2 separate regions of the Homo sapiens genome follow, and region 2 is linked to region 1. The links are chromatin loops, found by intact Hi-C in ENCODE. Cell type or tissue: MCF 10A. All regions are shown on one strand. Each heading gives the region's core, and the rest is flanking DNA. Links, peaks and the distances in the headings are about the cores only. Region 1 overlaps RTN3 (reticulon 3). Region 2 overlaps PLAAT3 (phospholipase A and acyltransferase 3).

The links. Hi-C counts contacts between places; a loop is a spot of excess contacts. Peaks named below come from ENCODE experiments on the same cell type or tissue, not always from the same donor. Only the 100,000 strongest peaks of a DNase experiment are listed, where the experiment ranks them.
Region 2: a loop joins it to region 1, with 19 times the contacts of the local background. A loop is called at or near these places in 5 of 110 quality-filtered maps.

What each region holds. Positions count from the first base shown.
Region 1 is chr11:63,733,243-63,745,347 of GRCh38, reverse strand. All of the region lies in intron 3 of RTN3 (reticulon 3), which reads right to left. Among named protein-coding and RNA genes, the nearest start is that of ZFTA, 29 kb to the left of the region's middle. In MCF 10A, for the core only: a CTCF peak has its summit at 6,392 (motif pointing right); a DNase peak (open chromatin) is centred at 6,427.
Region 2 is chr11:63,586,025-63,598,129 of GRCh38, reverse strand. PLAAT3 (phospholipase A and acyltransferase 3) reads left to right here. Exons shown (of 5, transcript NM_001128203.2): 3 at 1-69; 4 at 7,762-8,030. It overlaps LOC105369335 (a long non-coding RNA gene), which reads right to left. Exons shown (of 3, transcript XR_950179.3): 2 at 11,503-11,562; 3 at 8,040-8,101. Among named protein-coding and RNA genes, the nearest start is that of PLAAT3, 22 kb to the left of the region's middle. In MCF 10A, for the core only: a CTCF peak has its summit at 4,845 (motif pointing left); no DNase peak of the experiment used is centred there.

The DNA of each region.
Region 1 (12,105 bases), core at 2,109-10,108:
TACCGAATGCTTAAACATGGGGCCAAGCTAATGACCAAAAGACAGCAAAACCATTTGTTTCCTAATAATTCCCCTTAAACTAGTCAAGTTTTTGCACATGACTCTATTGACCACAGAAGACTAAGGATTCCAAGTATAGAACACCAAAGGAAGGAAACTGGCATGGTTTTTGGAAACTTTTCCCTCTCTAATACCTTGGGGGAGAAGAGGATGAAAAATATGAAGAAAAAGTGAGAAATGAGGCAGTTGCCAATAGTTTAAAATGAAGCCACTAGACTTACACTAGTTCTAGTGTGTATTTCATAACCAGCAAGAGGCTGCATGGTTTGCGTCCATGAAATTTTCTTTTCTTTTTTTAGACAAGGTCTGGTTGTATCGCCCAGGTTGGAGTGCAGTGGCACAATCTTGACCCATTGCAACCTCTGCCTCCTGGGCTCAAGCCATCCTCCCATCTCAGCATCCCAAGTAGCTAGGACTATAGGCGTGCACCACCATTCCCGGTTGATTTTTCTATTTTTTGTAGAGGCAGGGTTTTGTCATGTTGCCCATGTTGGTCTCAAACTCATGGGCTCAAGCAATCCACTGGCCTTGGCTTCCCAAAGTACTGGGATTACAGGTGTGAACCACAGCGACCAGCAGAAACTTTCTTTTCATTCTCTTTTATTTTCATGTACCTGTTCTGGCTGAGTATAGTACAGTTATGTACTAAATGACATGTGGACAACAAAGCACCACATATATGACTGTAGTCCCATAAGATTAGAATATTGTATTTTTACTGTATTTTTTTAATGTTTAGATGTACAAATACTAAGCACTGTACCACACTGCCTACAGTATCCAATATAGTGTAACATGCTGTATGGATTTGTGGCCTAGGAGCGATAGATGATACCATATTGCATAGGTATGTAGTAGTATACCTTCTAGGTTTATGTAAGTTAACTATGGTATTTGCCCAATGATGAAATCACCTAATGACGTTTCTCAGAATGTATCCCACTGGTAATCAATGCATAACTACTTTTTAAAACAGGAAATTATTTATTTTTTAATGTGTTATCTTTCCTTCCTTTCCCACTTTTTTTTTTTTTTTTTTTTTTTTTTGAGACAGAGTCTTGCTCTGTCGCCAGGCTCGAGTGCAATGGTGTGGTCTCGGCTCACTGCAATCTCTGCCTCCCAGGTTCAAGCGATTCTCCCACCTCAGCCTTCGAGTAGCTGACATTACAGGTGCCTGCCACCACTCCCGGCTAATTTTTTGTATGTTTATTAGAGACAGGGTTTTGCCATATTGGCCAGGCTGGTCTCGAACTCCTGACCTCGTGATCTGCCTGCCTCGGCCTCCCAAAGCACTGGAATTACAGGCGTGAGCCACTGTGCCTGGCCCCTTTCCCACCTTTATCTTCCTTCATCAAGTTTTTGTTTGTGTTTTGAGACGGAGTCTCAGTGTGTTGCCCACGCTGAAGTGCAATGGCGAGATCTCGGCTCACTGCAACCTCTGGCTCCCGGGTTCAAGCAATTCTCCTGCCTCAGCTTCCTGAGTAGCTGGGATTACAAGCGCGCACCACCACGCCCAGCTGATTTTTTGTATCTTTAGTAGAGACAGGGTTTCACCATGTTGGCCAGGCTGGTCTCCAACTCCTGACCTCAGATGATCCGCCCGCCTCAGCCTCCCAAAGTGCTGGGATTGTAGGCATGAGCCACTTGACATTTGTGCCCAGCTTGTGAAAATTCTTAACAAAAATTTAGCAAACCAAACACAACAATAAATAAACGCAATACTACATCATGACTGAGGTGTTTCTTTTGAAAAAATACAGGATTGGCTTAACATTCAATAATCAAAATAATTCTCCATTTTAAAGAATTCCACCAAGGAAGAATTCCATAATTCACCATATTAACAACTAAAAAAGAAAAACCATATGATACAGAAAAAAGCATTTGAGAAAATCCAACATTCATTCCTGATTTTAAAATCTCAGGAAACTAGGGAAGGGAAATCCCTCAACTTGATAAAGGTAATCTACCAGTAACTTACAGCAAACATCGTACTTACTGAAAGAAGGCAAGAAGTTCTCTCTGCCTCTACTCCTGTTTAACACTGTATTAAAGGTTCTAGCCAGCTCACTAAGTCAAGAAAAACAGGCTGGGCGCGGTGGCTCATGCCTGTAATCCCAGCACTTTGGGAGGCCAAGGCAGGCGGATCACCAGAGGTCAGGAGTTTGAGACCAGCCTGGTCAACATGGCAAAACCCCGTCTCTACTAAATATACAAAAAATAAAATAAAATAAAATAAATTAGCCAGACATGGTGGCAGTCACCTGTAGTCCCAGCTACTCGGGAAGCCGAGGCAGAAGAATCGCTTGAACCCAGGAGTTGGAGGTTGCAGCGAGCTGAGATCGCGCCACTGCACTCCAACCTGAGTGACAAGAGTGGGACTCAATCTCAAAACAAACAAACAAACAAACAAACAAAAATATATATATATAAACTTAGGTATAAATCTCACAAAAGATATATAAGACCAGTACAGTGAAATCTATAAAACATTGCTGAGAGAAACCAACAAAGATCTAAATTAATGGAGAGCTATCTGTTTTCAAAGGTTGGAAGACTCAAAATTGCCAAGACATTAATTATCCCCAAATTGACCTATAATTCTTCACGACTTTAATCACAATCCTTTCTTTTTTTTGTGTGTGATGGAGTTTTGTTCTTGTTGCCCAGGCTGGAGTGCAGTGGCATGATCTCGGCTCAATGCAACCTCCGCATCCAGGTTCAAGCGACTCTCCTGCCTGAGCCTCCCAAAGTAGCTGGGATTACAGGCGTGTGCCACCATGCCCAGCTAATTTTGTATTTTTAGTAGAGACGGGGTTTCACCATGTTGGTCAGGCTGGTCTCGAACTCCTGACCTCTAGTGATCCACCAGCCTTGGCCTCTCAAAGTGCTGGGATTACAGGCATGAGCCACTGCGCTGGCCTACAATCCTAGTAGGTTTTTGTAAAAATGGACAAGCTAATCTAAAATTCCTATGCAAATTCAAATGTAAAGAACCTAGAAGAGCCAGGCAAGGCGCGGTGGCTCATGCCTGTAATCCCAGCACTTTGGGAGGCCGAGGCAGGTGGATCACAAGGTCAGGAGATCGAGATCATCCTGGCTAACACGGTGAAACCCCATCTCTACTAAAAATACAAAAAATTAGCCGGGTGTGGTGGCAGGTGCCTGTAGTCTCAGCTACTTGGGAGGCTGAGGCAGGAGAATGGCGTGAACCCAGGAGGTGGAGCTTGCAGTGAGCTGAGATCGCGCCACTGCACTCCAGCCTGGGCAACAGAGCGAGACTCCATCTCAAAAAAAAAAAAAACCTAGAAGAGCCAAAACAACTTTGAAAAATAAAGTTAGAAGATTAACATGACCTGATTTTAAATATAAAGCTACCATTATCAAGATGCTATAGTACTGGTCGAAAGATAATAGAGCAATAGAATGGTATAGAAAATCCAGAAACAGACAATTGTGCATTAAGAGATGTTTAAAGATTATTTCAGGCCAGGCGCAGTGGCTCATGCCTGTAATCCCAGCCCTTTGGGAGGCTGAGGCGGGAAGATCACCTGAGGTCACAAATTCGAGACCAGCCTGGCCAACACGGCAGAACCCCATCTCTACTAAAAACACATAAGTTAGCTGGGCATGGTGGTACATACCTGTAAGTTTCAGCTACTGGGGAGGCTGAGGCAGTAGAATCACTTGAACCCGGGAGGCAGAGGTTGCAGTGAGCCAAGATCATGCCACTGCATTCCAGCCTGGGCAATAGAATGAGACGCTGTCTCAAAAAAAAAAAATAAATGCTGGGCACGGTGGCTCATGCCTGTAATCCCAGCACTCTGGGAAGCTGAAGCGGGTGGATCACTTAAGGTCAGGAATTTGGGAACAGCCTGGCCAACATGGTGAAACCCCCTCTCTACTAAAAATACAAAATTAGCCAGGCGTGGTGGCACACGCCTGTAGCCCCAGCTACTCAGGAGGCTGAGGCACAAGAATTGATTGAACCCAGGAGGCGGAGGTTGCAGTGAGCCAAGATCAAGCCACAGCACTGCAGCCTGGGCGACAAGAGCGAAACTCCATCTCAAAAAATAAATAAATAAATAAATAAATAAATAACTATAATAAAATAAAGATTATTTCACCCCTTAATGCTTCCTGGCTTCCACTTGGCCATGGATCCCTACCTAGTAAAATACTTTATCCCCAGCTTTAGAGTTAGTACAGCACAGAAATGACTCTGGCTCCAGAATGCCTGAGTTTGTATCCTCTTCCATTTGCCAGCTCTGTGATTTTGGACAAGACACTCAATCTCTCTGTGCATCGGGTCCCTCATTTGTAAAATAGGATAATACAAGATCAACTTCATAGGGATGTTGCCAGGATTAAGTGGATTAATGTGTAGAAGTGCTCAGAATACTATTGATTAGATAGTAACACAATATCAGCTATTATTATTCATTTGACTGCCAACCTCTGCTACAATTGTAACAGAAAATTTAAGAATTGAAGTTAAAGTTAGCTATAGAGCAACAAGATTTTTTCCTTTCCTCTTTGTTGCCAGTAAGATACAAAGAAATTAAAGGTGGCTCATGACTGTAATCCCAGCACTTTGGGAAGTGGAGGCTGGAGGATCGCTTGAATTCCAAGAGTTTGAAACCAGCCTGGGCAACATAGTGAGACCCTATCTCTATTAAAAGAAAAAAAAAGGCCAGGCGCGGTGGCTCATGCCTGTTATCCCAGCACTTTAGGAGGCCGAGGCAGATGGATCACGAGGTCAGGAGTTTGAGATCAGCCAGGCCAACATAGTGAAATCCTGTCTGTACTAAAAATACAAAAAAAAAAAAAAAAAAAAAATTAGCCAGGCATGGTGGCAGGCACCTGTAGTCCCAGCTACTTGGGAGGCTGAGGCAGGAGAATCACTTGAACCTGGGGAGTGAAGGCTGCAGTGAGCCAAGATCACACTGCTGCACTCTAGCCTGGGTGACAGAGTGAGACTCCGTCTCAAAAAAAAAAAAGAAACTAAGATGGGGAGGTTAGAAGGGGCCTTATTAACCAAATCTATTTTATGTATCAAACTTCCATATAAACTTTTCTATGAAAAAGTGTTGCGCTATCAGAACTATGATTAAATAGATTGGTGTGTAAATGATATACGGAGACAGAGGACCAGGAGATAGAGGCAGTATGATACATCACCTATGGGGCAGACCAGACCAACATAGAGTATAGATTTGGGAGTTATCAACATGTAGGTAGTAATTTGAAGCTACGGAAACAGAAGGGATCACTTTGAGGCATCTCAGCCCCTCAAATTCCACACATCAAAGAAAACATCATTTCTGACTGACATTCTTCCCTGATCAGAAAATAGTTCTACCATCCACCCAGAAACCCAAGACAAATACAGAAATAGGGTTCACTCTTCTTTCTCCCTCATCATCTACACTCAAACATCAGGGCTGGTTAAAGTCTATCTTTTTGAATTTATCAGAAAAAATTAAAGTCTTTTGATTAAGAGTCTTAAACATTTTTATGTCTTAAATTTACCTTCTATGAGCAGACTCTTTAGAGAAGACTGTCCAAGTCAGTGACTCTCAGCTGCATGTGAGATGGGATAAAGGACGTGGGATGGGGAGTAGATCCTGACTCCTGATGGTGCATGTCACCTTTTTAAAGCTATGGACAAATTATTGCTTGATTCTGGTTATGTGTCAGGTAGAGAATCACTACTGGAGAGAGCCACTGATACAGACAGGGAATGTCCTTTTCTTTGGGTGTGCTATGTGTTATCTTGGGTGTTCTAAAACAGAAGAGAATTGTGAGGCAATGGGCTAACGAACTGCCACACTAGTACACAACCTTATAGAGAAAGAATGAAGCCTTGGCTAGTCTCTTCCTAAAGTCCTACAGGGAAGTGACCCAAGCTAGTTCAAAAGGTACTGGAAAAATAAAAAGCCAAAAATTCTCAAAAGAACGAAGTCAATGTTCCCTTACTTTTCAGGTTACAACTTTATCTTTAATATCATATCACTTAATTTTTTTTCATTTAAAGGACCTTACTTTTTTCTCTTTTCGTGATTCATTACATAAGTAAAATCACTAATTTTTCAGTTATATTATTTTGCTAATGACAGATGAAACATCTGACAAGGAATGTCTGCACCAAGAGTTTACGTTGCTGGTGGAATTACGACTGATTCCTTCTTTTTATTTTCCAAATCTTTTGTAATGTGGCCATATTACTTTTATTTTAAAAACTTTAAGGTATTTATTTTAAAGTTTTATTTTATTAAAGTATCTATTTCTTGTCCCTGTTATTTAAGGACGCCGGCTGCAGTACCCAAGTTACACCTGAAGAGGGCACTAACACATCCAATGGTAATCTCAGGCTAAGGAAAAAGGAAATCAGTCTTGTGCCATTTCCAGGAGGAACAGCAGTAAACCTTACTGATTCCTCACCCGTTAATTTTATTACCGAATTTGGGGAAAGCTCTTGTTTTGATTCTAACTAGCCATTTCCAAAAGTCAATTGACTTTATTCTCCCAAGTATACACCTCAAAGGTAGAAAAGAAGAGCTGTTCAAATACTTATTCTGAAAAGGAACAAATGTGAAAGAAATTTCAAGGTTTAGTAGTCTGTCAGCTTTACCTTCTTTTTTTTTTTTTTTTTAAAGACAGGGTCTCACTCTGTCACCCAGGCTGGTGTGACTACAGCTCACTGTAGCCTCGACTTCCCGAGCTCAGGTGATCCTCCTGCCTCAGCCTCCCAAGTAGATGGGACTACAGGTACATGCCACCATGCCTGGCTAATTTTTTAAATTTTTTGTACAGATGGGGGTCTCAGTTTGATGCCCACGCTGGTCTTAAACTCTTGGGCTCAAGCAATCTGCCCTCCTTGGCCTCCCAAAGTGCTGGAATTACAGGCGTGAATCACTGAACCCAGCCACTTCATTTTTTAAGAACAAATAAATCTCCAATTCATTCCACCTTCCTTGCAACAGTTTCTTAAAACTTGTCTATAACACATCCCTAAGAACACTCAAACATGCCTGAAATAACTAAAAGGAAAAAAAAGGCCATGTTTTATAACCTCAAAAAGGAAACTGTTAATAAAGGGGAAACAGTTAAGCTTTTTAATATGAACAATTTATGTAAAGACAAAGATGCAGACATTTTTACACAGATTATTTCTTTTCTTTGGTTACTTTCACATTAATAGTTATAATAAATGAAGCCACTTTTGAGTTGCAAAAGAGACGTCAGGTGATGTGTTTGTAAACTCAGGCCCAAATTTTGTGGCTGCTGAAATGGGTTAAGACTCTGCTCTGCTACAGATTTATCCTTAACCAAGGAAATCCACCCCCTCAAAAGGCACAGAAAGATCACTGACAGAATACAAAGCTGTCACTGTCAAAGACAGACACACATACTTTTGGCCATAGATAAGTCTGGCAGCAGGCCAGAGAAATATGTAGGAACCCCTTTCAAACTAATGTTCATCTCACACTCTCAGAAAAAATAGTTGTTTGTTCATTAAAATAACCTACCATCCCCTTTGCCCTCAATTTCAGATTTATAAAACAGAAAACAAAATGGCATTGTCTACCCCTCTCCAGGTGAATAGTATGGATCTAAAAATGTGAACTTTTGACCTTAGTTACCTAAAAAGTATTTTCCTTTTTTTTCTTTTGTTGAGACAGAGTCTCATTCTGTTGAGCAGGCTGGAGTGCAGTAGCATGATCTCAGCTCACTGCAACCTCTGCCTCCTGGGTTCAAGTGATTCTCTTCCCTCAGTCTCCTTAACAGCTGGGGCTACGGGTGCCCGTCACCACATCTGGCTAATTTTTGTATTTTTAGTAGAGATGGGGTTTCACCATGTTGGCCAGGCTGGTCTCAAACTCCTGGCCTCAAGTGATCCACCCACCCTGGCCTCCCAAAGTGCTGGGATTACAGGCATGAGACACCGGCATGCCTGGCCATCAATCTTTAATTTTATGGTTAGTGTATTTTACCTAAGAAATCTTTGCCTACCCTATGTCATGAAGATGTTTTCCTATGCATTCTTGGAAAAGTTTTTTGGTTTTAGTTTTTATGTTCAGAGATCTAATTCATTTTAATTTCTGCACATCATGTGAAGTTAGAATTGTGGCAGGCGGAATTCTAAGATGGAGCTGGGCATGGCGGCGTATACCCGTAGTCCCAGCTACTCAGGAGGCTGAGGTGGGAGGATCCCTTGAGCCCAGGAGGCAGCAGTGAGCTAGGATTGCAAAACTGCACTCTGGCTTAGGAACAGAGCAAGACCCTATCACAGGGAAAAAAAAAAAAAAAAGGATTCTATGATAGCTTCCAAGACTCTTGCCCCTTGTTGTACATGCCTTGTATAACACTTTCCCCTGCCCCTAACTGTGGACAGAACCTGTGAATATGATGGGATAGTCATTCTAGTTTTTGCATTTGAGTTATATAAACAGTCATTTCTCAGTATCTGAATGAGATTCGTTCCAGGATCCCCAAGGATATAAAAATCCATGGAAGCCCAAGTCCCTTATATAAAATAGCATGGTATTTGCATATAACCTAGACATATCCATTTGGATACTTATTTTTTAAAATTTTTTTGAGACGGAGTCTCTGTCATCCAGGCTGGAGTGCAGTGGTGCAATCTTGGCTCACTGCAACCTCCGCCTCCCGGGTTCAAGCGATTCTACTGCCTCAGCCTCCCGAGTAGCTGGGACTACAGGTGTGTGCCACCACATCCAGCTAATTTTTTGTATTTTTAGTAGAGATGGGGTTTCACCATGTTGGCCAGACTGGTCTTGAACTCCTACCTCAGGTGATCCACCTGCCTCAGCCTCCTAAAGTGCTGGGATTACAGGCATGAGCCACCACGCCTGGCCTTTATATTATTTTTTATTGTTTTTTCTTTTGTATTTTCAATCCGAGGTTGGTTGAACCCAAGGATGCAGAACCTGCGGATGCAGAGGACTGACTGTATAAGATTCTCTTGATAGCTTCGAAGAAGCAAGCTACCATGTTGTGAGAGGGCCATGAGGTTAGCACCCGCAGGCAGCTTCTAGGAGCTGAGCATGATTTCCCCAGCTGACATCCAGGGAGAAAGAAAGTGGGTATCTCATTCCACAACTTCCAGGAACTGAATTCTGTCAACAACCAGCCAGCTTGGAAAGAAAGAGGTCCCTGAGTCTCAGATGGTATCACAACCCCAGTGAGGCCCTGAGCAGGAGGATCAGCTAGCCCATGCCTAGAATGCTGATCCATGAAAACTGTGAGATAATAAATTTAAGTTGCTAAATTTGTGCTAATTTGTTATTTCTGGGTTCTCTGTTTCTTTACTTGTAGACTCGTCAGTACCATACTGTCTTTATTACTGGAGTTTTATAATGTCTTTAAATAAATGTTCCAAGTTCTCCAATTTTGTTCTTTGCTCTGTGTATTTCCACAGAAATGTTAGAATTGGTGAGGCGCTTTAGCTCACACTGGTAATCCCAACACTTTGGGAAGCCAAATTGGGCAGAATGCTTGGGCTGATGAGTTCAAGACCAACCTGGGCAACATGGCAAAACTCCATCTTTACTAAAAATACAAAAATTAGCTCGGTGTGGTGGCATATGCCTGCAATCCTAGCCACTCAGGAGGCTGAGGTGGGAGGATGGCTTGAGCCCAGGAAACAGGGGTTGAAAGAAAGAGAGAGAGAGAGAGAGAGAGAGAGAGAGAGAGAGAGAGAGAGAGAGAGAAATGTTAGAATCTGGGACTTTGAATTGTCTTGAATCCATAGATCAGTGTGAGTAGGACTGACATCTTAACAACACTGAGTCTTCCAATTCATGAACATAGCACCTCTCTCCTCTTAGTCATTCTTTAGCTTCTCTCTGCAGTGTTTGGTAGCTTTTAGTACTGCGGTCTTAAGTACTTTTTTAGCTAAATTTATTCCAAGTATTTTATGCTTTTGGTGCTATTGTAAATGGAACTACTTATTTAAAAAAATAATTTTCTAGGTCGGGCATTGTGGCTCACACCTTGTAATCCCAGCACTTTGGGAGGCTGAGGTGGGCAGATCACTTGAGGTTGGGAGTTCGAGACCAGCCTGGGCAACAAGATGAAACCCTGTCTCTACTACAATTACAAAAATTAGCCAAGTATGGTGGTGCACACTTGCAGTCTCAGCTAGAGGCGGAGGTTACAATGAGCAGAGATTGCGCCACTGCACTCCAGCCTGGGCGACAGAGAAAGGCTGTCTCAAAAAAAGTTTTTTTTTTATTGTCAAATTTTGCTATTAATATATAACAACAAAATTGAGTTTTGTTTATCAACCTAATATCTATCCCGCAATCCTGCTAAGTTCACTTATTAATCCTAATAGTTGTTTTGTGGATTTCTTAGGATTTTCTATGTAAACAATCATGTCATCTGCAAATGAAGAAAGTTTAACTTCTTCCTTTCTAATCCTGATTCCTTCTATTTCCATTTATTGCCATAATTCAGTGGCTAGGACCTCCAGTATGGTGTGTGTGTGTGTGTGTGTGTGTGTGTGTGTGTGTGTGTGTGTGTGTTTTGAGACAGAGTCTCCCTCTATCACCCAGGCTGGAGTGCAGTAGCGTGAACTCGGCTCATTGCAACCTCCGCCTCCTGGGTTTAAGCAATTCTCCTGCCTCAGCCTCCTGAGTAGCTGGGATTACAGGTGTGTGCCACCATGCCTGGCTAATTTTTCTATTTTTAGTAGAGGTTTCACCATGTTGGCCAGGCTGGTCTCAAACTCCTGACCTCAAGTGATCCGCTCACCTCGGCCTCCCAAAGTACTGGGATTACAGGCATGAGCCACTGTGCCTGGCTATTTTTGTTTGAGACAGTCTTGATTTGTTACCCATGCTGGAGTGCAGTGGTGTGATCTCGGCTCACTGCAACCTTTGCCTGTTGAGTTCAAGGGATTCTCCTGCCTCAGCCTCCTGAGTACTGGGATTACAAGTGTGCACCACCACACCTGGCTAATTTTTGTATTTTTAGTAGAGATGGGGGTTTCACCATGTTGGTGAGGCAGATCTCAAACTCTGACCTCAAATGAACTGCCCACCTCGGCCTCCCAAAGTGACCTCCAGTATGTTGTATACAAATGGTGAGAGTGAACATTGTACCCAATCTTCAGGAGAAAGTGTTCAGCATTTCAGTATTAAGGATGACATCAGCTGTAGTTTTCAACAGATGCTGTTTATTAGACTGAGGGAATTACCTTCTATTCCTTGTTTGTAGAAAATTCTATCAGAAAAGGATATCGAACTTTTTTTATTTAAAAATTTTAGAAACAGGATCTCACTGAATGTGTGTGTGTATATATATATGTGTGTCTGTGTGTATATACATATATACATACGTATGTATGTGGTGTTTTTTTTTCTTTTTGAGGCAAGGTCTTGTTCTGTCACCCAGGCTGGAGTGCAGTTGTACAATCATGGCTCACTCCAGCCTCGACTTCCTGGGCCCAAGCAATCCTCCTGCCTCAGCCTCCCGAGTAGCTGGGACTACAGACACACACCACCACCGCCACCACGCCCAGCTAATTTTTCTTTTCCTTTTTTTTTTGTTGGTAGAGACAGGGTCTCACTTTGTTGTCCAGGCTGGTCTTGAACTCCTAGGCTCAAGCAAGTCTCCCACCTCAGCCTCCCAGAGTGTTGAGATTACAGGAATGAGCCACTGCACTCAGCCAAACATTTTCAAACACTTTTTATGAACTGAACTTATGCCATAGTTTTTCTTCATTGTTAATGTGGTGAATTATATTGATTATCCAATCTTTTTTTTTTTTATTCTGAGACAGTCTCTGTCGCCCAGGCTGGAGTGCAGTGGTGCAATCTTGGCTTACTGCAACCTCCACCTCCTGAGTTCAAGCGATTCTCCTGCCTCAGCCTCCCAAGTAGCTGGGACTACAGGCGCGTGCCACCACGCCCGGGTAATTTTTTGTGTTTTTAGTAGAGACGGGGTTTCACCGTGTAAGCCAGGATGGTCTCGATCTCCTGACCTCATGATGTGCCTGCCTCGGTCCTCCCTCCT
Region 2 (12,105 bases), core at 1,715-9,714, 150 kb after region 1:
TTCGCCCTTTCTACAGACACTGGGCCATCTATGTTGGCGATGGATATGTGGTTCATCTGGCCCCTCCAAGTAAGAACACATGGGACCTCCACTGTGATGGGCCCCAGGGGCTGGGAAGAGAGGGGATGGGGAACTGTGGGTAACAGGTGACCCCAACATTCTTCTTGCTTCCCAACTGGCAGTTGTCTCTGAATGTTACAAGAAGTTTGATATGGGGCAGTTTGGTGTGGGGCACTGGTTTTCAAGGTCTGCTCCTGGGAACCTCAGGGGGTTCTTTAGAGCAGGGGTCCCCAACCTCCAGGCCATGGACTGGTACTGGGTAGGAACTGGGCTCCAGAGCAGGAGGTGAGTGGTGGGCAAGTGAGCGAAACTTCATCTGTATTTGCAGCTGCTCCCCATCGCTTGTATTACCGCCTGAGCTCCACCTCCTGTCAGATCAGCAGCGGCATTAGATTCTCATAGGAGCATGAACCCTACTGTGAACTGCACACGCAAGGGATCTAGGTTGCACACTCCTTGTATTAGTCTGTTTTCACACTGCTATAAAGAACTACCCGAGACTGGGTAATTTATAAAGAAAAGAGTTTTGTTTTTTGTTTTTTTTGAGACAGAGTCTTGCTCTGTCACTCAGGCTGGAGTGCAGTGGCGCAATCTCGGCTTACTGCAAGCTCCGCCTCCTGGGTTTACGCCATTCTCCTGCCTCAGCCTCCTGAGTAGCTGGGACTACTCAGGTGCCTGCCACCACACCTGGCTAATTTTTTGTATTTTTAGTAGAGACGGGGTTTCACCGTGTTAGCCAGGATGGTCTCGATCTCCTGACCTCGTGATCCACCTGCCTCAGCCTCCCAAAATGCTGGGATTGCAGGCGTGAGCCACCGCGCCCGGCCCTTCAGAAAGAGGTTTAATTGACTCACAGTTCTGCATGGCTGGGGACGCCTCAGGAAACTTACCATCATGGCAGAAGGTGAAGGGGAAGCAAGGCAGGTCTTATATGGTGGCAGGAGGCGGGGGAGTGCCACACTTTTTTTTTTTTTAGATGGAGTTTCGCTTTTCTTGCCCAGGGTAGAGTGCCATGGCACAATCTCGGCTCACTGGAAACTCCACCTCCCAGGTTCAAGTGATTCTCCTATTTCAGCCTCCCGAGTAGCTGGGATTACAGGCACCTGCCACCACGCCCGACTAATTTTTCTATTTTTAGTAGAGATGGATTTTCATCATATTGGTCAGGCTGGTCTTGAACTCTGGACCTCGGGAGATCCACCTGCCTCAGCCTCCCAAAGTGCTGGGATTACAGACATGAGCCACCATGTCCGGAGTGCCACACTTCTAAACCATCAGATCTTGTGAGAACTCACTCATTATCATGAGAACAGCATGAGGGAAATCTCGCTCATGATTCAGTCACCTCCCATATAGTCCCTCCCCTGACACATGGGGATTACAGTTTGACATGAGATTTGGGTGGGGATACAGAGCCAAACCATATCACTCCTTATGAGAATCTAATGCCTGATGATCTGTCACTGTCACCCGTCACCCCAGAAGGGACCATCTAGTTGCAGGAAAACAAGCTCAGGGCTCCTACTGATTCTGCATTATCGTCAGTTGTATGATTATTTCATTATATATTACAATGTAATAATAATAGAAATAAAGTACACAATAAATGTCATGTGCTTGAATCATCCCGAAACCATCCCTCCCCACTGCCGAGTCCATGGAAAAATTGTCTTCCACAAAACCAGTCCCTGGTGCTAAAAAGGTTGGGGACCGCTGCTGTAGAGGGACCAAGGTGGCATCTGAGGACGAAGCTCTGTTTTGATGTGTTTTTTATGCCGTGACTTTGTATGCAACACACTCAACTCTTTTTTTTTTTTTTTTTTTTTTTTTTTGACAGAGTCTCGCTCTGTCGCCCAGGCTGGAGTGTAGTGGCGCGATCTCGGCTCACTGCAAGCTCTGCCTCCGGGTTCACGCCGTTCTCCTGCCTCAGGCTCCTGAGTAGCTGGGACTACAGGCACCTGGCACCACCCCTGGCTAATTTTTTGTATTTTTAGTAGAGACGGGGTTTCACTGTGTTAGCCAGGATGGTCTCGATCTCCTGACCTCGTGATCCGCCTTCCTTGGCCTCCCACAGTGCTGGGATTACAGGCGTGAGCCACTGTGCCCGGCCGCAACACACTCAACTCTTAAGCGTAAAGCTCCTGGGAAGAGTGCAGGTGTTTGGGCAGAGAGACTTGGTTATGAATCCAGTTTCCATTCTTCAGCCTTGATTTCCTTTTTTGCAAACTGAGGATATGAATACTTAACTTGGAGAACTCTTGTGAGAATTCCTCACCCTTCTCTTAAGCCTTTAACTTAAACTGGGGTATAACATAAGTATTGTAAAATGTACAAGCATAGTAAAGTATACAGTCAGTGAATTAAAAAAAACCATCCATGTAACAGTGCCCCAGATCCACATCTAGAACATTCCCACTGTGCCACTTACCCTGAAAGGCTCTCTCATGCTTCTACAATATGCCTCCCCACGCCTCGCCCAGGCAACCATCATTCTAGCTTTTCCTGCCATAGATGAGTTTTGCCTGTTCTAGAACTTCATGGAAGAGGTATCACACGGCCCGTGCTCTTTTGTGTCTGGCTTCTTTTAGCCAACATCATGCCCATGTGAGTCATCCATGCTGCTGTGAGTAGCAGGAATTCTTTTTCACTGCTGTGTATTTTCTGTTATATGAATATGCTACAATTTAGCATCCATTTTTCTGACATCAGACTCATTGCAGGTTTTGACTGCTATGAATAGAGCTGTTATAGACACTCTTTTTTTTTTTTTTTTTTTTCCGAGACGGAGTCTTGCTCTGTGGCCCAGGCTGGAGTGCAGGGGCATGATCTTGGCTCACTGCAACCTCCACCTCCTGCTTTTAAGCGAGTCTCCTGCCTCAGCCTCTGGAGTAGCTGGGATTACAGGCACGCACCACCATGCCCAGCTAATTTTTGTATTTTTAGTAGAGATGGGATTTCACCATGTTGGCCAGGCTGGTCTCAAACCCCTGACCTCAAGTGATCTGCCTGCCTCGGCCTCCCAAAGTGCTGAGATTACAGGCGTGAGCCACCGCGCACGGCCCTTGAACATGTCTTTTGCATATCGTTTTAATTCTAACTAGTGGCCTCACCCTATCAGTAGTAACCAGAGTAGATGTCATCTTCCCCACCCTGAGCCCCTTACCCATGTACCCCCACCCCCTCCTCTTCCTTTCATAAGCACTTTGCTCCTCAAATTCCCCACCTCCTTCTGTATTGTCATCTTCTCCCTTTCAACTGGATCATTCGTATTGACATAGAGACAGCTGTAATATATCCCGTTGATCAAACGCCCGGCCTCACATCCTTCTCTGCTTAACGCCCTACAGAGCAGATCTCATTACAGCTTTGTCTGCCTGGCCACCTCCGGTTCCTCGCTTCCCATTCTGCCTTCCATCCCCTATACCCACACTTTCTTTTTTCTTTTTCTTTTTTTCTTTTTTTTGAGATGGAGTTTTGCTCTCAGACTCTCTTTTTTTGCCCCCCTGACAGAGCAGTTCTCAAGGGTAGGGAAAAGCTTCCACATCTTGCCAAAGCTTAAAGCCAAGTCCCATCACAGCTGACTTGGCTTCTCTGCAGCATTTGATGTGAGTGACCTTCCTGCTCTCCACCTGGCACCTGACTTTCTTCCTCTCCCTCTGGGCCCTTCTTTTTTGGTCTCTTGTGTGGGCTCCTCCTCCTCTCTCATTTCCCTAAATCGAGCTCAGATGACCTCATTGGATTCCTTAGCTTCCAATACCTTCTATTTGTCAATATCTCCTAAGCCCAAACCCTCAATTTACATCCCCCTTCAGCTTCAGACTTGCATAACCTCTTGACTACTTGGTAACTCCACTTGGGTGTCTACCTGGCATCTTGAACTTGATCTGCCCCAAATGGGAGGCTCCAGTGGAAGACACCATTCAGCTGCTCAGGCCTAAAGCCTAGGAGTCATTCTCCGTTCCTTCCAACCCATGTCTAATCTATCAGGGAATCCTGTTGGCTTTATCTCTGAAACAGACCCCAGCTCTGACCACTTCTTACCATCCCCACTGCAGCGCCCTGGTATGAGCAACCACCCTCCCTCGCCTGGTGGCAGTGTCACTTCTGGCTGGTCTCTCTGCCTCTTGCCACTCACGGCCAGTTCCTCATTCATGGGCAGGTGGTGTGATTGTTTGAAAGCGTAAATCAAGGGCCAGGTGCGGTGGCTCATGCCTGTAATCCCAGTATTTTGGGAGGCTGAGGTGGGTGAATCACCTGAGATCAGGAGTTTGAGACCAGCCTGGCCAACATGGCGAAACCCCGTCTCTATTAAAAATACAAAAATTAGTCGGGCATGGTGACGCGCCACTGTAGTCCTATCTACTTGGAGGCTGAGGCACGAGCAGGAGGCGGAGGCTGAGGCACGAGCAGGAGGCGGAGGCTGCAGTGAACCAAGATTGCACCACTGCACTCCAGCCTGGGTGACAGAGTGAAACCCCGTCTCAAAAAAACAAACCAAAACCAAACCAAAACAAAGCATCAAAGTCTACACTGTGGCCTGTAGGGCCCGGCCTGGTCTGGCCTGGTCTGTGACTTTGGGCCTCGTCTTTCTCTTCTCCCCTCCTGGGTCTCTAGACTCCAGCAACGTTGGCCTCCTTGCTGCCTCTTGGCATGCCAAGCTCTCTCCTCCCTGCAGACTTCATTCCTGCTGTTCCTTCTGTTCTAGATGCTTCATCATTCAAGCTTCAGCAAAGATGCCTTTTCCTTGGGGTGGCCTCCCCAGCCTGAGCAACAGCAGCCTCTGCTGGTCATCCTTGCCATGTCACTCCACTCTGTCTTTCCATAGTGTCTGTTGGTACCTGCAAGTATCTTATTTTGTGTATTTGTTCATTGTCAGCGTCTTCTCAGTAGCATGGGAATTGCTTGAGGGCAGGCCTGCTGTCCAGATCACGTCACTGACTTCAGCACCTTGGACAAGGCCCGGCACCCAGTAGGGCCTCAGTATTGATTGGCTGCACTGAGCAGGTGTGTGTGGTAGATAGAGGGTTGGGGAAGGCATGACAAGCACCCGGGTGGACAGGTGGACAGGTGTGTCACAGACCATCAGGTCAGTGATACTCCTTCAAAGGAAAAGATGCTTCTACCTGCATCTCACTTGAGTTTCACAGGAGTCATGTGGGATAGATGAGGCAAGGAGGACTGACCTTCTGCTGCTGAGAAAACTGTAGAAATTAGAGCTGGAAGGAAGCTTATAAACTTGCTGAAGTGCCTGTCCTGTGCCAGACACTGGTGAAAGCATGTTTTCTGGCCAACCCCTTTAATCCTCACAGCTGCCTGTGCAGTAGGGACTATTTTTGTTTCTATCCTACAAGGAATGGGGGACTCAGAGAAGTTAAGAAACTTACCCAAGGTTGCATAATGGTAAGGGGTGCAGGCAGGACCCAAACCCAGGCAGTCTGACTTGATTCTGTGCACTTAACCACAATGCTGCACTGCCCAGTCCAAGCTATCCCAAAATTCAGTCGCTGATGGATTGCCACATCCACATGCTCTTTCTGTGATTGTTCACTTCATATTTTCTTCAGTAGACTCACTTTTTAAAAGAAGGAACTTTAGGCCAGGTGTGGTGGCTCACACCTGTAATCCCAGAACTTTGGGAGGCCGAGGTGGGTGGATTGCTTGAGCTCGGACCAGGCTTGAGTTCGAGACCAGCCTGGCCAACATGGTGAAACCCCATCTCTACTGAAAATATAAAAATTAGCTGGGCATGGTGGTGCACACCTGTAGTCCCAGCTACTCAGGAGGTTGAGGCATGAGAATCGCTTGAACTGAGGAGGAGGAGGTTGCAGCGAGCCAAGATCACACCACTGCATTTCAGCCTGGGCAATGGAGTGAGACTCTGTCTCAAAATAAGAAAAAAAAAAGAAGGAACTTTAAATTACTGTGTTGATATGTATTTGTGCATCAATTTTAGTGTGTATTTGGGGATTTCTGGAGCAAAGTGAAGTGACAGGTCCAGACCACTCAGCTGGTTGGTGATGTGCTGGGGTCGAACCCAGAGCTTCTCACCGCCAGCTTGAGCACAGGGTACCCCTGTCCTGGGTGGCATCTAGATATAAGTTTAAGGAAGTCCTCACTCTTGGTTGTTGACTCTGCACTTGCATGGCCCTGAGATTTGGTGCCTCCTTAAACTTTGGGCTCTAGGCAACTTGCTTGCCTCTTCCGAGTCCCTGCGCTGTCACCCACTTTGCCTGGGAGCTGAGGCTGGGTGGGCCCCAGGAGCTCATCCTCCCGACAAACGCAGGGCTCCAATAAGGCACCCTCTCTTTTATTTACTTCAATGAATCTTCCAAGCTTCACGTGCCCTTTTCCTATCAAGTCTGAATTCCCTAAATTTCTAATATCTTGGCATTGCATGTAGGCATTGCATGCAGGCTGAAAAGGTTTATTGGTCTTTGGAAAGCGGAGAAGAGCAGGACCTGAAATCTAATCGGCCTCTCCTGCTGTTGCTGTCACACGGATGTCATTGTTGAAGACTGGTCCTACCCAGTTTAACAGGGTGCTGCTGTGGCACCCTGGGGGCCTTGACCCTGACAGGGTCACAGTGGCTGTTTGAGGAGAGTGAGAGTGAACCTCCTTTGACATGCTCCCTGGGTGCGTAGGCCCATCCCTTGAGTGCATACCTACTTTTTCTTTTTCTTTTTTTCCTAAGGCAAGATCTCACTCTGTTGTCCAGGTCGGAGTGCAGCGGCGCAATCTCAGCTGACTGCAACCTAAACCTCCAGGGCTCAAGTGATCCTCCTGCCTCAGCCTCCTGAGTAGCTGGGATCACAGGTGCACACCACCATACACGGCTAGTTTTTGTATTTTTTGTAGAGACGGAGTTTTGCCATGTTGCCCAGGCTTGTCTGAAACTCCTGGGCTTAAGCGATCTGCCTGCCTTGGCCTCCCAAAGTGCTGGGATTACAGGTATGAGCCACTGTGCCCAGCCCATCCCCACTTTTTCAATCATCATACTCAGTGCCTGCCTCTCCCTGCGCCACACAGGTTGTTTGAGTTGGGAGGAATGCCCAGTCTGTGTTGGCATCAGCTTTCCCTGTCCACCATCCTGGTCTTCATGTTGAACCTGGACTCCTTGTCTTCAAGATCATTTCATTTCTGGAGCTTTGTGGCCCTTCCTTGCCCTGGGCCTTGGCCTGGGCTGTGCCCATGTACCCACTAAGCCTCCTTAGCATCCATCACAGCTAGGGGGACAGCTGTGCGTTTTGGTGGGTCTGTTTCCAGAAGGGCTGGGACTCTGGAAAACCCAGCCATGTTTTCTGCAGTAAGCAGCTTTGTGTGGTCAAGTAGGTGTAGCCCTGATGCCATCATAAAAGTCTCCCACCTTATCTTCCCAGGTGGATGAGTATGCTCTTGGCTCATATTTGCATAACCAAGGGGGCCACTTAAGTGTCATGAGGTATAGAAGACCACCTTCTCTAGAGTAAGAAAAAAATCACAGTAAATCATGGAACTTCACTCCCTTTCATTTTAGATAAGGAAACCAGGGCCCAGAGACCACACACACCTTCCCCAAGGCCCACAGCCATGCGTCTGACCCTTCCACTTGTTGCTTATCCTTTGTGGATGAGCCAAGGGCAGATGCCCGGCTGGGGGCCAGCTCTGAGCCTCCGTGGCCCTTCCCAGGACCAATCCCTCTGTTTCCTCTTTGTGGATCTGCAGGTGAGGTCGCAGGAGCTGGTGCAGCCAGTGTCATGTCCGCCCTGACTGACAAGGCCATCGTGAAGAAGGAATTGCTGTATGATGTGGCCGGGAGTGACAAGTACCAGGTCAACAACAAACATGATGACAAGTACTCGCCGCTGCCCTGCAGCAAAATCATCCAGCGGGCGGAGGAGCTGGTGGGGCAGGAGGTGCTCTACAAGCTGACCAGTGAGAACTGCGAGCACTTTGTGAATGAGCTGCGCTATGGAGTCGCCCGCAGTGACCAGGTGCGTCCTCTGCCTGTGTCGCCTTCCCCAGGAACCAGACCATTCCCTCTGCTGACGGAGGCTGGGCATGGCTATGGAGGCATGAACAAGACAAAATAGCAGAGACAGAATTACTGCCCTTGAGGATGTCACAGTTGGGACAAGGGTGGGGACAAGGGTGGGGAGAGAGGCAAGTTGGCAATGCAGATCAGTGTAGTCGGGGGCGGGGGTGGGTGGCCAAGGAAAGGAGTCACAGACATGATGATCATTCCCATTGCCAAGCCCTCCCTGGCCACCTGTCCCTGAGATGGCCCTCCCCAGCCCTAAAGGCAGGTTTTAGGACCCACTACCTTACAGATTGGGAAACTGAGCTTAAGTAACTTGTCTACAGCCATTCATTTCATCAAAAAAATCTTTGTTGAGTCTCCAGACCTGGTACCTGTCTTTTCCTGTGCAGATAATTAGCAGAGTTGGGATTTGAAGCCCAGGTCTGTGTGGCATAGCCTGATCGTGCTTATAAACAGCACTGTCTTCAGCCTGGCTGAACCCTAAGGGTGAATCTGGGAGACCCTAGGGGATGCAGTTTTGTTCATTTACTTGATTTTATTTTTGTCTTTCCTCTCCTTTCAATCTCTTTTTCTCTTCTCATTTCCTTGCACTTCTTCCCCCTCCCTTTCAGCCACTTCCATCTTTTTTTTTTTTTTTTTCTTTGCATAGGTGAAAAGAACATTGGGAAGGTTCTTACATGGCTGTTGATGCAAAAGAATACATATTTTTTTCAGTGAATGATTAGCTTAAGATCCATCAGGCTGTTCACTTTTATTATTATTTTTTTTGAGATCCAATTTCTTCTTCCCTGGTCAGTGTGGTGGTTAAGAGCCTGGGCTCCTGGAGTCAGGCCAACGTGGGCTGGACCTGGTCTCTGCCTTTTGCCGGCTGTCTGACCTCAGGAGAGTTAGTCCAGCTCCCTACACTTTGGTAAAGTACGAATGATAATACTCATCTTGGAGGATTACCTTGTGAATTAAATAAGAGCATGTTTATTCTTAGCACACTGAATACATTGTAGTAGTAAAAATAGTCATGATTATCCTCATTTTTTTTTTTTAAATTATCCTCCTCTTTTTTTTTTTTTTTTTTTTTGCTTGGCTCATCCATTGCCTGGTCCCCTGGCCTCTGTGGGCCACAGCCACTTGAATGGGAAGACACTGACTAACACCACCTATAGGAATCACTCTTACTCTCTTCATACTGCTGATAACCAGCTGTGCTTACTACACCAACCCTCATGTTTGTTAGGCGGTTCCTATACCTGTCTACAGTGGGATATTAGTTACCTTTGAATGGGTATCCTCTTATTTTTTTCTTCGATCAGTTGGGTTATTCATGTTCAACAACTATTTATATATGAATGTTAAAGGTGATCAACTTAGAAATTGAGTAGGTGGTACATAGCTAACTAGGTAAAGAAAGGGCAATATTGCCAATGTTTGTGAAGATTGCAGTCTGTTGGTCATGGTCTGGCTTCAACTTCCCTGAGAGTTGATAAGAGCTTTCTTCTGGGGAATCAGTGGGCAGGGCCATGAGAAGAACTTCATTAGTGCCTGAATATTGTCAGGTTAAAAAGGTGATGCAGTGAAAGAAAGCAGGAGACCAGGGGATGGTGGCACTTACTACATCTATCTCTTGGGGATAACAGCCTTCAAAACATTTGTGTCTTGTTTTTCTTTTCTTAAAACAATTTTATTTTAGGCCGGGCACAGTGGCTCGCACCTGTAATCCCAGCACTTTGGGAGACTAAGGCGGGCAGACCACTTGCGGTCAGGAGTTTGAGACCAGCCTGGCCAACATGGTGAAACCCCATCTCTACTAAAAATACAAAAATTAGCCGGGCATGGTGCTGGGCATCTGTAATCTCAGCTACTCAGGAGGCTGAGGCAAGAGAATCACTTGAATCCGGGAGGCAGAGGTTGCAGTGAGCCGAGATCACACCACTGCACTCCAGCCTAGGTGACAGAGCAAGACCCAGTCTCAAAAAAAATTTTTTTTATTTTATTGTTTTTTATTTTAATAGAGATGAGGTCTCACTCTGTTGCCAAGGCTGGTCTTGAACTCCTGAGCTCAAATGATCCTAACGCCTCAGCCTCCCAAAGTGCTAGGATTACAGGCATAAGCCACTGTGCCCGGCCACATTTGTCTCTTGTCACACTTGATGAGGCATTGCTGTCATCTTGGTATCTCTCTTTACTAGCATCCTAGAAATTTCTTTCAGTTCCCTGCTATATTAATGCTTTTATCCTCTGTAGTTCACATCCTTCTCTTTTTTGGTTTATGCCCTTGTTTTGGTAGACTACTTCCCCTAATAGTTTACTGAGAAATGGTACATTTTAAAAAGATCCCTAGGCAGGCATGGTGACATGCGCCTGTAATCCCAGCTACTGGTGAGGCTGAGGCACGAGAATTGCTTGGACCCAGGAGGCAGAGGTTGCAGTGAGCCGAGATCACGCCACTGTACTCCAGCCTGGGTGACAGAGTGAGACTTGGTCAGAAAAAAAAAAAAAAAGACCCAAGAAACAAAAAACAAACAAAAAAAGATCTTGCATGCCTGAAAATATCTTTATTTTATCCTCACATTTGATTAATCATTTGGCTGGGTATAGAATTCTAGGTTAGAAATAATATTTTTTTTTTCAGAATTTTGAAGGCATTGGTTTATTGTCATCTAGCTTTTGTTATTGTGGTAGAGAAGTCTGAAGCTGTTCTGATTTTTTATTGTTTGTATGTGATCTATTTTTTCTTTTCAGAACTGTATAGAATCTTCTCTTCATCCTCAGTGTTCTGAAATTTATTACCTTGCACGGGTCTATTTTCATGTATTGTGCCAGGTACTTGGAAACTCACTTTCTTTAGTTCTTGGAAATTTTCCAGTTTGTATTCTCTGGCACTCCTATTATTAGGCTATTGGATCCCTAGACTGCTTTGCTGATTTTCTTATCTTCTCTCTCTTGTTTTTTATTTATGTATCTTTTTATTTATTAAGACAGAGTCTTGTTTCGTCACCCAGGCTAGAGCACAGTGGTGCGATGTTGGCTCGCTGTAACCTCTGCCTCCTGGGTTCAAGTGATTCTTCTGCCTCAGCCTCCAGAGTGGCTGGGAATAAAGGCATGTGCCACCACACCTGGGTAATTTTTGTATTTTTATTAGAGATGTGGTTTCCCCATATCGGCCAGGCTGGTCTGGAACTCCTGACTGCAAGTGATCTGCCTGTTTCTGCCTCCCAAAGTGCTAAGATTACAGGCGTGAGCCACTGTGCCTGGCCCATTTATGTATCTTTTTAAATTTGAAAATGAACATTTATTGACAGATTTAGGTATAATAGAAGTTTTTTTTTTTTGAATTAGCAGTGACAATATTAGCATAAGAAAGACAAACATGATAACAAATTGAGTTTCATCATTGGTGATCTTGCATCACTATCAAGGTGTTTACTTACTCTTGGTAAAACTCATGCTCCTATGCAGCAATAAACTCCAAATACAGAGTACAAGACAACCTTGGGAAGCAATAAGATACTTTTTGAAATTCAGAGTTCTACGTTAAGAATATTTGGTAGGTTTACAAAATATATCCTAATCATCTCATTTAGTTATTCTTTCAGCAGTTATTAACAGAATAAAGAACGGGGCTGGCCGGGCGTGGTGGCTCACGCCTGTAATCCCAGCACTTTGGGAGGCTGGGGTGGGTGGATCACCTAAGGTGAGGAGTTTGAGACCACCCTGGCCAACATGGTGAAACCCCGTCTCTACTAAAAATACAAAAATTAGCTGGGTGTGATGGCGGGCACCTGCAGTCCCAACTACTCAGGAGGCTGAGGCAGGAGAATCGCTTGAACCCTGGAGGTGGAGGTTGCAGTGAGCCAAGATTGCGCCAGTGTACTCCAGCCTGGGCAACAGAGCGAGACTCCTTCTCAAACACACACATACACGTGCACACACACACACACACACACCCAAGTAGCTGAGACTATGGGTGCACATCACCATGCCTGGCTGATTTTTGTATTTTTTGTAGAGACAGGGTCTCACTTTGTTGTCTG